Linked DNA regions of Homo sapiens: region 1 is linked to region 2. Evidence: read pairs that join two places in POLR2A ChIA-PET (ENCODE). Cell type or tissue: GM12878. All regions are shown on one strand.

The links. Peaks named below come from ENCODE experiments on the same cell type or tissue, not always from the same donor. Only the 100,000 strongest peaks of a DNase experiment are listed, where the experiment ranks them.
Region 1: POLR2A ChIA-PET joins it to region 2 with 14 read pairs; 6 of 35 experiments call an interaction of 5 or more read pairs at or near these places.

The regions. Positions count from the first base shown.
Region 1 is chr10:101,966,263-101,971,262 of GRCh38, reverse strand. All of the region lies in intron 20 of ARMH3 (armadillo like helical domain containing 3), which reads left to right. Among named protein-coding and RNA genes, the nearest start is that of ARMH3, 87 kb to the left of the region's middle. In GM12878, no CTCF peak of the experiment used is centred here; a DNase peak (open chromatin) is centred at 2,062; H3K4me3 peaks cover 774 bases; H3K27ac peaks cover 4,729 bases.
Region 2 is chr10:102,050,660-102,055,659 of GRCh38, reverse strand. All of the region lies in intron 1 of ARMH3 (armadillo like helical domain containing 3), which reads left to right. Among named protein-coding and RNA genes, the nearest start is that of ARMH3, 3.0 kb to the left of the region's middle. In GM12878, no CTCF peak of the experiment used is centred here; no DNase peak of the experiment used is centred here; H3K4me3 peaks cover 1,770 bases; H3K27ac peaks cover 282 bases.

The DNA.
Region 1 (5,000 bases), 84 kb after region 2:
TCCTACTGGGAACTTTAGGTTAGCAATCTCCTTTGCACTTCTTGAGGCTATAGACCATTTTGTTCACTATGTCTTATTTTTGGAGTGTTTTCTATAGCATATTGGGCCCCTATTTTAGTGTATCACATTGTTTTGCTATGTTTGCTTTTTTTTTTTTTTTTTTTTTTGGAGACGGTCTCACTCTGTTGCCCAGGCTGGAGTGCAGTGCCACAGTCTCAGCTCACTGCAACCTCTGTCTCCTGGGCTCAAGTGATCCTCCCAACTCAGCCTCCTGAGCAGGTGGGACCATAGATGCAAGCCACCATGCCCCAGCTAATTTCATATGTTTTTACAATGATTTGTTTAAATATCTATATTTCCTCTCAAAAAAGTTCCTGGAGGGCAGGGCCTGTTTTTTAATCATTGTTACATCTCCAGCAGACTGCTTGGCTATTTATTTATTTTTTGAGACAGGGTCTTGCCCAGGCTGGAGTGCAGCGGCACAATCATGGCTCATTGTAGTCGCGACCTCCTGGGCCCAATGGATCCTCCCACCTCAGCCGCCCAAGTAGCTGGGACTACAGATGCGTACTACCATGCCTGGCTTATTTTTGTATTTTTTTTTTTAGAGATGGGGTTTCATCATGTTGCCCAGGCTGGTCTTGAAGTCCTGGACTCAAGTGATCTGCCTGCTTTGGCCTCCCAAATTGTTGGGATTATAGGCATGTGCCACAGCACCCGGCCTACTTAGCTTTTTAATAGGAACTCAGATAACATTTGGATGAACAAATAAATGGATGAATGGATATGTAAGATTTTCATTAATGATGGATCAACATTCTCCAAAAGCAGCACAATGTTGTGTTTGAGCCGAATAATAATAATAATAGAACCCAGTAGGATGTTGTTAATGTTTCTGTTGAGCTGACATCATCACCTTTGATAGGGCCAGCCATCCACCTTAGTTTATTTGATTTGTTGATGTGAGAGAGAGTAGTTAGTAATTTCTTTTGTTTTTCTCATTCTTCCTTACCCACAGGTGCATGGATTGCTTTTAACCAAGTAAAAATGGAAACTTTGATGGTTTCTAAGCCATTAAGCAAAGATTGAGCAGGATGTGCAGAGAGAAGTGTGTAGTTGTTGGAGAGAGAAATACTTGAACAGAGCTTCATGGAGTCAGCTTATTTTACTTCCACTGCAGGAAGAAGGGGCATTGGAGAGGCAGGCTGCATTTAAATAGTATGACTTTCCATCGTCTGAAAACATGGGTTGTTTTAAAGGCAGATTTATACTGACATTTTATATTCAACATTTATCTATGGATCACAGTTGTTACCCTCTCACTCTGCCACATCCCGGTGATAAGTCGTTATTTTTATCCCCATTTGTTGGGGAAGGGAGTAGAGATATAGAAGGGTTAAGTGACTTGCTAAGGATCATGGAACCAGACGCTAAACAGAGTCATGATTAGAACTTAGAGTTCCTGACTCCTATGCTCAGACACAGATCACTAAGCAACATTTGCTTGCCTGCAGGAAGAAAGGCCCCCTAAGCCCCCAGAACAATCTGTTCAGCTTCACTGTGCTAAGTAACATCCAAAGCATTCACAGCTTTGTGAAAAAGAAATTGTACATGGCCTGACCTTTTAGATATCTACTGGGAAAAATGGAAAACCCAGGGAGTATCACAGCGTTCTGGATCCAGCTGGCTCTCCTATTACTGGCAGAGGCCTATGACTTCTTGGTTAGGTACATCTCAAGACTGGCAATTGAGAGCCTTTCGTTGGAAGCTTGTTTTACTTTTAAGTGTTGCCATACAGGACTGAAATTTTTCAAGAGAAAGGCTGACTCAAGCCATAGATTTATCTGGCAGTTCTTGTGTAGATGTAGCTTTGATAGTTCAGCAGCCCCTCTTGATTTTGAGAAACTATGCTTTGAACTTTTCATTGTGTGCTTCTTTTAGTTTAGTTTCTTTTTTAAACTTTTAATTTTGATGTAATTATAGACTTACAGGAAGTTGCAAAAATAGTATATAGAGTTTCATGTACCCTTCACCCAGCTTCCTCCAGTGATGACATCTTATATAACTCTACAACATTGCTTCTTTTAGTTTTGAAGAGAGTATCCAGGCGGGAAAGAACATAGCAGTAAAAACTAGAGTAGATGGGAAGGGGAATTTTGGCAGCTGCTATTTCTATCTTGTTTTTAAAATTGCTCTTCCTCATTCTGCTAAATTTTCTCTGATTTAGGCAAATATGTCACAAGATATATTCTAGGCTGATGTGCCTAATTAAGACTGCTTTAGCTTCCATATGCAAAAATAGAGAGCCTCTTTTCCTCTATGGGTGATCAATTCCTCTCAAAATTAGAATGTTCTAATTCAGGGGCATTAGAAGGTATCTTTCTGGTTCTATAATGTAGTTATGAAATATTGTCTACAGCAGTATAGAAAGCCCAAGGACTAAAAAGGAATGCCAGGAAGCTTTTTTCCCTTTCAAATCACTACATTTGGCTGAATCCAAAATTTACACTATTTTGAATCTTTCTCTCATCCCCTCAGAAACTTGGCAGAAGCAAAAGATAAGAATCTCTAACAGGTTTAGCCTGTTACAGGGAGAAAAAGATTCCCACGTAAAAGCCCCCAAAAGAGCAAGAAATCACTTTGTTCTTTTCTCTGTGCATGCAGTCACTTCCTATCCAGAAAAATGTCAACTCTCATAGGCCCATGAGCATTTTGTCAAGTAAAAGGGACCAGGGAAGGATTAGCTGTGCTTTTGGTTACTCTGCCTATATTAGTTTCAAAGGGACATGTCATGTGGTTTCATAAGGTATCATCCTTCTCTGGATCTCGAGGGAGCAAGACAAGTCTGTTATTGGTCCTACCTCATTTTGGCAAAAAGTAAAGTTATTGGTTCTGTGTCAGATGGCTCCACTGAGACATGGTCTCATTGACTTTTAGATTTCTTAAAGGGTGATTTTGGCTATCACTCCTTTAGGAAACGGTGGGGGGAAAGGAGCAGGTGGTATAGGGCCCTAGAAGAAGGCAGTGGCTCCTGAGCATGCTTGGTTAGAGGCAGCTGCACAGGGACCCTACATTTCCCAAAGTCTAGGATCTGGGAACTTTCATGTGGAAACTCATTTTCATGAAAAAGAAGAGGCTGGGTGCTAATTGTGAGGTTTGCATTGTCTGCAAGAAAATGGGGAATGGAAGATGGTTGAGAACCTTATTTATTTTTTTTTTTTAGCAGATACACATTGACTGCAAGGAAAATGGTAAGGATGGAAGCAGATTTCCGTTTAAAGAAAGGATTTGTTCTATTTCTGACTCATTTAGAGGAATGTGGAGCCTTTAGTCAGTGCAGGCTGTTGACATACTGACTTGTGTGCTGTGTTCACCTGGAGAGGCTGATAGCATACAGCCAGAGCCATTTCATTTTCTTGTTTGATTCTTTGGCCTCTGTGTCAGTGAAGTGCTTAGGCTTGCATCCAGACAGATGCCTGTATTCTGAAAAGCCACCTAGAGTTGTTCCCCGCCCCCTGCTCCCCCCACGACTGAGTCTTGCTCTGTAGCCCAGGCTGGAGTGCCGTGGCGCGATCCCAGCTCACCGTAACCTCTGCCTCCCTGGTTCAAGCAATTCTCCTGCCTCAGCCTCCCGAGTAGCTGGGAATACAGGCGCACACCACCATGCCTGGCTAATTTTTGTATTTTTAGTAGAGACGGGCTTTTACCATGTTGGCCGGGCTGGTCTTGAACTCCTGACCTTGTGATCCACCTACCTTGGCCTCCCAAAGTGTTAGGATTACAGGCTTGAGCCACCGCATCTGGCTGAGTATTTTTAAATTATTCTACTGGCAGGTGTTGGCTTCAGATTCTCTCCTGCACCACTCTGCTGATTGACAGTGAGCCTGCTGATTGCTGGCAATGTCCCTGGGTAATTGGTGATTTTGTCCAGAGATGCTGGAATTGGCTAGAGTTTATAGTGCTTCCAGGGTTTTGGTGGCATGAGCTTGTTACACTAGTGCTATTTTCATCGTGTCCTTTGAGTTTCTTGACTTCTCTCCTAAGCAACTGAGATGGTAATATTATTCTTTTATTAGTCACTGTGAAATTATCCATCTCTCCTAATGAACAGGTTTTGATTTGGGTTCTGTGGTACCTAAACCTAGCTCCATGCCAGGTCACAAAATCAAGTCTGGGTGAGTGTTGTCTTTGCTGTTTGTCTTCATAGCATGTAAAAGCTGCTCAAATAGACAGCTTTCTCTGACCTGATTCTTTGGAGATATTAGTTTGTGCTCTCCTGGAGGCTGTCTCTTTCCTGTTTTTAATCTTATTTAAATGTCATTCACTTGGTTTTATAATTAAGCCTCCCCTCTCCTTTTTTGAGGCAGAGGCCTGAGCTACCACTTAATTGTGTCTTCCTGTGGTTGGCTTGTTCCTCTCTGCACCTGGTTTACCTTAATGTGGGGGACAGGTTTTAGTCCTGGAGAAGTTCTCATATCCATTATTCATTCTACTGCTACATGGCAACACAATTTGCTGCTACCTTTTTTCCCTCCTCCTGAATTCAAAGCAGGATAGAAAAAATTCTGGGAAAGTTCTCATTGTGTATTAATGCTAGGAACAGCTCTGCAAAAAAGGTTCCTTGTGGGGTGTGTGTTGGGGGCACTGTGTAAGATGGCAGGATTCTCAGATGGATCGTATTCAACTCTTCCTATTTGAAAATTAGGGTGGGCTGGGCGCAGGGGCTCACACGTATAATCCCAGCACTTTGGCCGATCACCTGAAGTCAGGAGTTCGAGACCAGCCTGGTGGAGCCCTGTCTCTACTAAAAATACAAAAATTAGCCAGGCGTGGTGGCGGGCGCCTGTAATCCCAGCTACTTGGGAGGCTGAGGCAGAAGAATTGCTTGAACCCGGGAGGCAGAGGTTGCAGTGAGCCAAGATCACACCATTGCACTCCAGCCTGTCTCAAAAAAAAAAAAAAAAAAAAAAAAAAAAACCCAAACCAAAAATTAGCCAGGT
Region 2 (5,000 bases):
GTTTGTGCGAAGTCTTCAGGTGTCCCGGAAGGGCTCCAGTCCTGTCCCTCTCCAGGCTCTGACAGGCTTTAACCCACTCTTCACACGGAATCAGTGAAGCTACTGTGTTTTCTTTGGGTTACTCGGCGAGAGCCCAGGAAAGGAACCTGTTCCCAGGAGGGTATAGGGAAGGAAAAAGTAGAGAGAAACCTGGTCCCCTGGAGAAGGAGAAGCTGAGGCGTGCTGCCCCTGGCGAATGGGGAAGCAGAAACTTGGGCCATACCCAAATGTATGTCACTGGATCATCCGACCCTCCGCAGTTCTTCCTCTCCAGAAAGTTTTTTATTTTATTTTATTTATTTATTTATTTATTTATTTATTTTGAGATGGAGTTTCGCTGTTGTCGCCCAGTCTGGAGTGCAGTTGCCCGATCTCGGCTTACCACAACCTCTGCCTCCGGGGTTCAAGCGATTCTCCTGCCTCAGCCTTGCGCTACCACGCCCAGCTAATTTTATATTTTTGATAGAGACGGGATTTCTCCATGTTGGTCAGGCTGGTCTCGAACTCCCAACCTCAGGTGATCCGCCCGCCTCGGCCTCCCAAAGTGCTGTGATTAAAGGCGTGAGCCACCGCGCCCGGCCTTTTTTTTTTTGTTTGTTTGTTTGTTTTGTTTTTTGTTTTTTTGAGACGGAGTTTCGCTCTCGTTGCCCAGGCTGGAGTGCAATGGCGTGATCTCGGCTCACTGCAACCTCCGCCTTCCAGGTTCGAGCGATTCTTCCCCGTCAGCCCCCCAAGCAGCTGGGATTACAGACGTGAGCTACCACGCCCGGCTAATTTTTGTATTTTTAGTAGAGACAGGGTTTCGCCATGTTGGCCAGGCTGGTCTCAAACTTCTGACCTCAGATGATTCACCCACCTCGATCTCCCAAAGTGTTCGGATTACAGGTGTGAGCCACTGCGCCCGGCCAGAAAAAGTTTTGAGCTTAGTGAGAGCTTTTTCTTTGCTATCCTTTAGTTGCTTTGTAAACTAGGGTAAATATGATTTGTGTCCCTGCCCGTAACTTAGCAGGATTGGAATTATTTTGGGTGTACCTTAAGTTGGATTTGTGTGCACAATAGCTTCTGTGTGAAGACTTTCAGGATATCAGATCACAGTCAAGGGAAAGAGGGATCCCTCTTGTTACGACTGTAAAGGGGGAATACCCATTTCAGTGACTAGAGAAGCCTTTAAGGTGTTTTCATTGGACTTTTAGGTATTACAATTTATTGTTCAACTTTTTTTTTTTTTTTTTGAGACGGAGTCTCGCTCTGTCGCCCAGGCTGGAGTGCAGTGGCATGATCTTGGCTCACTGCAACCTCCGTCTCTCGGGTTCCAGCGATTCTTCTGCCTTAGCCTTCTGAGTAGCTGTGACTACAGGCGCGCACCACCATGCCTGGCTAATTTTTGTGTTTTTAGTAATGACGGAGTTTCACCATATTGGCCAGGCTGGTCTCCAACTCCTGACCTCGTGATCCACCCGTCTCAGCCTCCCAAAGTGCTGGGATTACAGGAGTGAGTCACTGCCCCCAGCCGACTTGTTCAACATTTGGATAATTAAAACAAGGTGAAAACCTCAAAGCAGTCATTATGAAATTTGGAATCTCACACTGAGCACAGTTTAGGAATCTGTAACATTTGGGGAAAATGGCCAAAAATTGATCCAGGATATATAAGGGTGAACTGTTTATTCAACACATTTATTGAGCACTTACTATGTAACTTTGGGAGGCGGAGGCCGGCGGATCACAAGGTCAGGAGATCAAGACCATCCTGGCTAACATGGTGAAACCCCGTCTCTACTAAAAATACAAAAAATTAGCCGGGTGTGGTGGCGGGCGCCTGTAGTGCCAGCTACTAGGAGGCTGAGGCAGGAGAATGGCATGAACCCAGGAGGCGGAGCTTGCAGTGAGCCGGGATGGTGCCACTGCACTCCAGCCTGGGCGACAGAGCGAGACTCCCTCTCAAAAAAAAAAAAAAAAATTTATACAGTGTAATGGGAATACTGCCATTGCTTGGGAGAGTCAGGGAAATCTTTGCAGGGGGGAGATACTTGAGTTGGGTGTTGAAGGATGAGTAGGAGATTGCACAAGTAAGAAAAGGCATTTTTACTCGGCCTGGTGGCTTATACCTGTAATCCTAGCACTTTGGGAGGCCTAGGCAGGTAGATTGCCTGAGCCCAGGAGTTTGAGACGAGCTGGCTCAACATGGCGAGACCCCATCTCTGAAAAAGAAAAGGCATTTCATTTGGAGAGAACAGTACTTGCAAAGGCTTGGTGAGGATGTGAGAGGAAAAAAAATTATTTTAAATCTCAGAAATTTGTCCCAAACAGGATGTGTGGTGGGGAAACTGCTAGGAGGTGAGACTGAAAAGAAAGTGGGGAGTCATTGGAATTTTTTTCTCTTTTTTTTTTTTTTTTTTTTTTTTTAGCTTCTGAGGAGTTTTTTTTAAGTTAGGGAGTGACAGAAATGCAGATTAAAGTAATGAAGAATGAGGCAGTGAGACTAATTAGAGTTGTTGCAATTGACTGAGAGTCTGAAGAAAGTGTAGCTGTGGGAATGAAGAGGAGGGGATTTTGGAAATACTGTACTTCTGAGATTGATTCAACTTCTTAGGAAGAGAGTGGGCTAGGATTTCTAATTTGAGAGAGTGGATGTATGGGGATTTCATTGACAGGATATGGATTAGAAAAAGTAGAGCAGGTTTCCAAAGGTTAGGGTATGGAAAGAGGCATAGGGGATATGGTTTGGTATGCCGAGCTCAGGTTGCTTGTAGGATGTACCGATGGAGACCTTAGTAGGCAGCTGGAAGTGAGAGACCTGGTGAGCTTAATGTATTGGCACCAGCTTTGAGTGAGGGCATATATGAAAAAAGTCTTGGGGAAAAAAAAATGTTTATTTTATTTGTCTATAAGGAAGTAGCAGATTATGCACTTCCTCCACTTAATAGTGAGCTTCTCAAGGCAGGGACTGTAATTTAGTAATTTTTTGGTCCCTTTCTGTCTTACACTATGCTTATGTAATTTATAAGGTCTTAATAAGTGTTATTCAAGTAGCAGGAAATCAGTTTACTTTGCAAGATTGCAGGTACCTTTTGGGCTTCCTTTATGAAGATTATGGGGTCAGGCAAGGTGTCTCATGCCTGTAATCCCAGCACTTTGGGAGGCCGAGGCTGGTGGATTGCTTGAGCTCAAGAGTTCAAGATTAGCCTGGGCAAGATAGCAAAACCCTGTCTCTACAAAAAATACAAAAATGAGCCGGGTGTGGCAGTGTGAGCCTGTAGTGCCAGCTACTAAGGAGGCTGAGGTGGGAGGGTCGTGTAAGCCCAGGAGGTTGAGGCTGCAGTGAGCTGTGATTGTGCCACTGCATTCCAGCTTGGGCAACAGAGGGAGACTGTCTTTCGGTGGGGCGGGGGAGTGGGGGAAGAAGATGATTATGGGACTTTATCTTATAATTTTCATTTTATATTTAGGTGGTGTTCATGAGGCTTGTATAATTGAGCAGGGGAAGAAATGAGAAGATATGAGTGACAGTGTGCCGTTTGAATAAGTTCAGGGCTGGAGCAGGAGAAAGTATTAATTTACAGGAATCTCCTGCTCATTGAGAAGATCTTACCATGAATTTTCATTCTGGGATGTGTCAGAAAATGTGGTTTCTAATCAGAATTTCCTGAAATACTGTCAATTTGGAGCTGGTTCCCCCTTCGGAAGGAGGAATGCCTTCCTTCTTGTGTAGGATAATTTGAAAGGGAACCAAAGGTGGTCATGTTTATTTAAATGAACGAGAGCTCATCTTCATTGATCATTTGTAACATTAGGCAAACTGAGTAGATGCTGATGGGACCAGATTAAATTGTCTTTTGTGAAGCTAGTTGACCTGTAGTAGGTACAGACTGGCTGATACCTGGGAATAGTCCTGGTTTTGCCATTTGCTTCTTAGTCTTGGGAAAGTCTCTGAGTTACTTCCATTTTCAGGTATAGGCTGAACACCCATTCTGAGGGGAGCATTGTCTAGAGCACACAAGCTATGGACCCTGCCTTGTAGTGGTTTGTGTGCTTCCTTAATCAGTCTGGTTCTGTCCTAGCTTCTAGAAAATAGAGATGATGCTTGTCAGGTGATGTCCTGAGTTGACTGACTTCTTTCTTTTTCTTTTTCTTTTTTTTTTTTTTCCGAAATGGAGTCTCCCTCTGTTGCCCAGGCTGTAGTGCAGTGGCCCAGTCTTGGCTCACTGCAACTTCCGCCTCTTGGGTTCAAGTGATTCTCCTGCCTCAGCCTCCTGAGTAGCTGGGATTACAGACCCCCTCCACCACACCCAGCTACTTTTTGTATTTTTAGTAGAGATGGTGTTTCACAGTGTTGGCCAGGCTGGTCTCGAACTCTTGACCTCAGATGATCCGCCGGCCTTGGCCTCCCAAAGTGCTGATATTACAGGCATGAGCCACTGCGCCCACTTGACTTTTCTTTCTTTCTTTTTTTTTTTTTTTTTGAGACAGAGTCTTGCTCTGTCGCCCAGCAGGGTGGAGTACAAGTGGCACAATCTTTGCTCACTGCAACCTCCCTCTCCCGGGTTCAAGTGATTCTCCTGCCTCAGCCTCTTGAATAGCTGGGATTACAGGTGCTTGCCACCATGCCCAGCTAATTTTTATATTTTTAGTAGAGGCAGGGTTTCACCATGTTGGCCAGGACAGCCTTGAATTCTTACTCTTAAGTGATCTGCCTCGGCCTCCCAAAGTGCTGAGATTACAGGCGTGAGCCACCATGCCTGGCCTTTTTTTTTTTTTTTTTCTGAGATGGAGTCTTGTTCTGTCACCCAGGCTGGAGTGCAGTGGCGTGATCTCAGCTCAGCGCAACCTCTACCTCCCAGGTTCAAGCAATTCTCGTGCCTCAGCATCCCAAGTGGCTGGGACTACAGGCATGTGCCACCACGCTGACTAATTTTTGTATATTTAGTAGAGATGGGGTTTTACCATGTTGGCCAGGCTGG